Linked DNA regions of Homo sapiens: region 2 is linked to region 1. Evidence: read pairs that join two places in POLR2A ChIA-PET (ENCODE). Cell type or tissue: Panc1. All regions are shown on one strand. Each heading gives the region's core, and the rest is flanking DNA. Links, peaks and the distances in the headings are about the cores only. Region 1 overlaps KMT2E (lysine methyltransferase 2E (inactive)). Region 2 overlaps KMT2E (lysine methyltransferase 2E (inactive)).

Region 1 (2,823 bases), core at 220-2,719:
GCATTGTCCCTACTATCCCTGTGAAATTTACCAGAGTACTATTTATGACTGTTGATTATTTACTTAATGAAGCAAACAGCCTATGTTACAAAATGGTACTAGATATTATTTTAGACTAGAGTTACCCAAAGCCTAAATTCTGGTAGTCCTAAATTTATACCACTTTAATTTTCATTGCTTCACTAACTTTACAAATATAGAGAACATTTTTGGTCATCAGAAGTAGAATTATTTTGTTTTACTTTTTTGAGACAGGGTCTTGCTCTGTCACCCAGGCTGGAACGCAGTGGTGCGATCATGGCTCACTGCAGCCTGGAACTCCTGGGCTCAAGTGATCCTCCCACCTCAGCCTCCCAAGTAGCTGGGACTACAGGCATGCGCTGCCATGCCCAGCTAATTTTTAAAAAATTTTTATTTTGTAGAGACAGGGTCTCATTGTATTACCCAGGCTGGTTTCAAACTGCTGGGCTCAAGCGATCTGCCTGCCTCAGCCTCCCAAAGCACTGGAATTACAGGTATAAGCCACCACACTGAGCTGAATTATTTACGTAATATTTCTATTCTTAAAAATGAAAAAACGCTATTTCCAAATGTGTTGTAATTCTAAATTAACATCAAAAACTTTAAAGGAAGAACAACCACTACTCTGTTTGCAATAATCTATTTGATATTGCCACATTTTTCTGGAACCACTTTACAAATTTAAAATCTTATTTGTTTTATACCAAAATGTCCTTATTCATTAAAAAACCATCACAAATTATCACCTAAGCCACATCATATATTATTAATGCAGAAATTTAAGTAAGTGGCCGGGCGCGGTGGCTCACGCCTGTAATCCCAGCACTTTGGGAGGCCGAGGCGGGTGGATCACGAGGTCAGGAGATCGAGACCATCCCGGCTAAAACGGTGAAACCCCGTCTCTACTAAAAATACAAAAAATTAGCCGGGCGTAGTGGCGGGCGCCTGTAGTCCCAGCTACTTGGGAGGCTGAGGCAGGAGAATGGCATGAACCCGGGAGGCGGAGCTTGCAGTGAGCCGAGATCCCGCCACTGCACTCCAGCCTGGGCGACAGAGCAAGACTCCGTCTCAAAAAAAAAAAAAAAGAAAAAAAGAAATTTAAGTAAGTTAGAACTGAAAATCTAAAAAGGGAAAAATGCCAATCATTAAATTGAGGAGGCATTTAGAGAAAAAGAACAGTTTAGAATGATGGAATAAATAAGCTCTAATTCCTCAGAAACTGGACTTAAAGGATGTTCTTCTTCCCAATTAAAAATTTAATTTCTTCTCTGTATAAACTCTCAAACTGCAAGTGGGTTTTGATGAGAAGCTCATACCAGCATCTTAGATCTTAGGTAAAACCTCTAATTTTCCCTTTGAGTGTTAAGACCTCCAATAACATACATTTCAATAATATAACCATAGCCAGTGTATGTTATTGAAGGCATAACATGAATAGGTTATACTAATTGTTATATTAATAGGTGTAAAAAATCTCCATGACTTCTCAATATACTCCTTCAGATTTGCGATCAAAATCTGTCCATTTCTTTTCTCTCTCTTACAATCTATTATTTTTAAATATTTGTATGAAAATACGTAAGAAATTTAAAAATAAAGAGCAAATGAAGTTTGGTATGACAATTGTCCTCAGTTCATCACATGTGGCATTTCACTTCATTTTACTCCTCTATTAACTAAATGTGACTCTTCTGACCTATGTGGCAGCATGAATCTGGAGCCAAGCAACTCTGGGTTCAAACCTAACTCTACCTTTTATTAATTATGTGGCCATAGGCAAATGTGTTAATCTCCTTGAGCTGCATTTCTTATAAAATGAAAATAATACCTGCCTTTTTGCTGGGATGATTAAGATATTTTATATAAAACACATTGCTCAAAGTAGGGGAGCTGCTTAACACTTACAGAACATTATATGAATACAATGAGCTCTGTATGTATTACAAGTGAAAAAAATTATAAGAAAAAATTGTTTATGATTAAGTACGAAACAAATGAAAAATTCAGCATTACCCTAAGAACAGCTGTAAACATGGCTGGGCATGGTGGTTCATGCCTGTAATCCCAGCACTTTGGGGGGCCAAGGTGGGCAGATCGCTTGAGCCCAGGAGTTCGAGGCCAGCCTGGTCAATGTGGTGAAACCCTGTCTCTACTAAAAATACAAAAATTAGCTGGGTGTGGTGGCATGCACCTGTAATCCCAGCTACTCAGGAGGCTAAGACATGAGAATCCCTTGAGCCTGGAGGTTGCAGTGAGCTGAGACTGCCCTACTGCACTCCAGCCTGGATGACAGAGTGAGACTCTGTCACAAAACAAACAACAAAAAAAGAACAGTTGTAAACAATGCAAGGACAGTACTTTAAAGCAGGCTTTTGAATACAAAAACAAAGCCACGCTTAAATGAAAGCACCTCCAATTAGTACAAACAAATCAACACTCACTTTAAAAGCAGCAGAAAAAAAAATAGTTTCTTCATAGTCGATTAAGTGTCAAGAAATCACAAGCAAAAATGTTAAGCACTGGATGAAAAAAGAACAAGTAAAAAGTTTCTGAAAATGTTTCATTATATACAAAATATTTTAGAATCTTCAATTATACAAATTCAAACTAAAAATACCCGAGCACCGGCTGAGCGCAGTGGTTCATGCCTGTAATCCCAACACTTTGGGAGTCCGAGGAGAGTGGATCACGAGGTCAGGAGTTCGAGACCAGCCTAGCCAAAATGATGAAACCCCATCTCTACTAAAAACACAAAAATTAGCTGGGCGTGGTGACACACGCCTGTAATACAGCTACTCGGGA
Region 2 (2,823 bases), core at 71-2,570, 55 kb before region 1:
TGCCTGATTTTCTACATTTATTTTTAATTTCTTAAAGGTCATACATCATTCAGCTTTTCTAGTCACCATTACATACAGTACATTCTTTGACACAGCCATGTATATGGTACCTATTTAAAGACAAAATTTGCCTCCCATTTTATAGCTCTAACTGAAAAATAAGTTTTATTCTTTGAGGTAGTTAGAGCTGACTCTGGAGATAGAGAAATTAGGATTCCTAATTAACCCCTGCAGACTTTCCATAGCCCCTAACACCTGTGCTATATAATCTAAACTCGATAGATTTCCCATGAAATCTATACATTGTTTTTATGACATATGTCTTAGTTTATGGTTTTCCAAGAGTAAATACCAAGCATTGTAATTTCCTATAAGCAGTCTGCTTAATAATATCCCCATCACAAAGCAAGACTCCCATCTCCACAAAAAAATTTAGGCTGGGCGCAGTGGTTTATTATGCCTGTAATCCCAGCACTTTGGGAGGCCGAGGAGGGTGGATCATGAGGTCAAGAGATCAAGACCATCCTGGCCAACATGGTGAAACCCTGTCTTTACTAAAAAAACAAAAATTAGCCAGGTGTGGCACGCGCCTGTAGTCCCAGCTACTCAGGAGGTTGAGGCAGGAGAATCACTTAAACCAGGGAGGTGGAGGTTGCAGTAAGCTGAGATTGCGCCACTGCACTCCAGCCAGGTGACAAAGCAAGACTCTGTCTCAGGAAACAAACAAAAAAATTAGTGGAACATGGTAGCATGCACCTGTAGTTCTGGCTACTCCAGACACTGAGGCAGGAGGATTGCTTGAGTCCAGGAGTTGGAGGCTGCAGTAAGCTATTGGTCATACCACTGCACTCCAGTTTGGGCAACAGAGCGAGGCCCTGTCTTTATCTAAAAAAAAAAAAAAAAATAGGAAAAGGAAAGCCAGAGCCCACCTACAAAATCACCCTATTCTTCTTTGGTCTTGAAATAGAGAAATTAAATGATTCCTTGCTCAAAAAAACTTGTTACCCTTTTATATAACAAAGATAAACTTATAAATCTAAAAAGATGGGTAAGATTATTTGTTACTAATAAAAATCATTCCAAAATAACACGTATGGCTTGTGTGGTGTCTCCATTTCCTCTATCATGTGATGATGGAATTTATACTCATGGCACTCTTTATTATTTTGATACTCGTTTGTTATTTCCTCTACCCCATTCTCTACGAAAGCTTTTCCAGAGCAGTGACCTTTCCTTCTTTGCTCATCCGATATCTCAAATGGCAAGCACTCACATTGTTTTTAAATGAGTAAGAACCATGTGTACATTATGTCAAGCACGTATCACGTTACTTAAAGACATGTAACTAACTGGAAGCATTTCAACAATTTTGGAAATCTTGAATTTATTAGAAGGCAGTTAAAGCTGATTAACCTCATTTTGTTTGAACTGAGTACCTAATAAAAATAGGTGGCTGGGCACAGTGGCTCACGCGTGTAATCCCAGCACTTTGGGAGGCAGAGGTGGGTGGATCATCACAAGGTCAGGAGTTCAAGACCAGCCTGGCCAACATGGTGAAACCCCATCTCTACTAAAGATACAAAAAATTAGCCAGGCGTGGTGGTGGGCACCTGTAATCCCAGCTACTTGGGAGGCTGAGGCAGGAGAATCACTTGAACCCGGGAGGCAGAGGTTGCGGTGAGCCAAGATTGTGCCACTGCACTCCAGGCCTGGCAACGGAGTGTGACTCCGTCTCAAAAAAAATGAAAAAAATAATAAACAGGTTCCCTTTCACTAACACCACAATGTCATTAATTACTTATCTTTAGAAATAAAATTCCCAGTCTCTACAATTAGAGAAAACAGGACCTTACAAAAAAAATCAGCATCAACGGAGGACAGAACAGGGAGTTGGATAACATCTCAAATCCTGTCACCAGATGACTTTTCTGGCAACAAACTTATCCTATTTTATTATTAAAGCATTGCATATTCTAAAGTGATTTTCTAAATGAAGTCAGTCAAGTTTTCCTAGAGACATTTAGTAACAGCATGGATTCTGCAGTGTTTTCCCACAGAGTCTGTTCCACTGAATAACACTCTGTGGGGGTCAAAGGTGTTATCCACAAGAAACTGCAAGGGTATACAAGTTTAGGAAAATCTGACAATTGTGTCAAGTTTTTAAACACATGTACACTGGTAATCTGAAAAGGAAGAATATAGTATAGTGCTCATCACAGTAAACTGGTCACGGCTCTTTTTCACAAAGCATCTCAAATTATACTTGCGTGGAATACTTGATGTGAAGGATGAAAGCCGAGAAAATTGTGGGGAATCCTGCACAATTCAGGGCAAGGCCTCCAGATCATCCATTACCTGAACTACAGGGAAGCTTCATTCAGTTCACATTCATGGGCCTGTATCTGTCTGTCTATCTTTCCTCAAGTGGTTGTTATAAACATTCAGTTAGCTCATTTATTGATGGTCTACTTTTTTGCCCACCATTTTTTATTCCCCTAGGAGCTAGGGCTACAACAATGAATAAAACTGAAAGTTTTTTCCCTCATGAAGTTTATGTTGTGGTGGTATAAAAATTCCAGACTAGACTATAATACCTGCTTGACAAGTCCAGGAATCTCTTGCCTACGTGACTTCCTTGTCATACCCTTTCACCGTTTCTCAAATGTCCGTCCTTTTAAATATGAAGACCACACTGAATCATCTTCTGTGGACTCAATTTTAAGCAATCTGATAATATAGGCCATCAAATATTACCAAGATTGTATTCCCAAAGTACATTATGAGGGTTATGAAAAATTATTTTGGAAATATTTTAAAACTACA

What was found. ChIA-PET counts read pairs that join two places held together with the same protein. Peaks named below come from ENCODE experiments on the same cell type or tissue, not always from the same donor. Only the 100,000 strongest peaks of a DNase experiment are listed, where the experiment ranks them.
Region 2: POLR2A ChIA-PET joins it to region 1 with 5 read pairs; 10 of 35 experiments call an interaction of 5 or more read pairs at or near these places.

Annotation. Positions count from the first base shown.
Region 1 is chr7:105,041,523-105,044,345 of GRCh38, reverse strand. All of the region lies in intron 3 of KMT2E (lysine methyltransferase 2E (inactive)), which reads right to left. Among named protein-coding and RNA genes, the nearest start is that of KMT2E, 29 kb to the right of the region's middle. In Panc1, for the core only: no CTCF peak of the experiment used is centred there; no DNase peak of the experiment used is centred there.
Region 2 is chr7:105,096,316-105,099,138 of GRCh38, reverse strand. The region is part of intron 15 of KMT2E (lysine methyltransferase 2E (inactive)); the gene reads right to left. Among named protein-coding and RNA genes, the nearest start is that of KMT2E, 84 kb to the right of the region's middle. In Panc1, for the core only: no CTCF peak of the experiment used is centred there; a DNase peak (open chromatin) is centred at 1,288.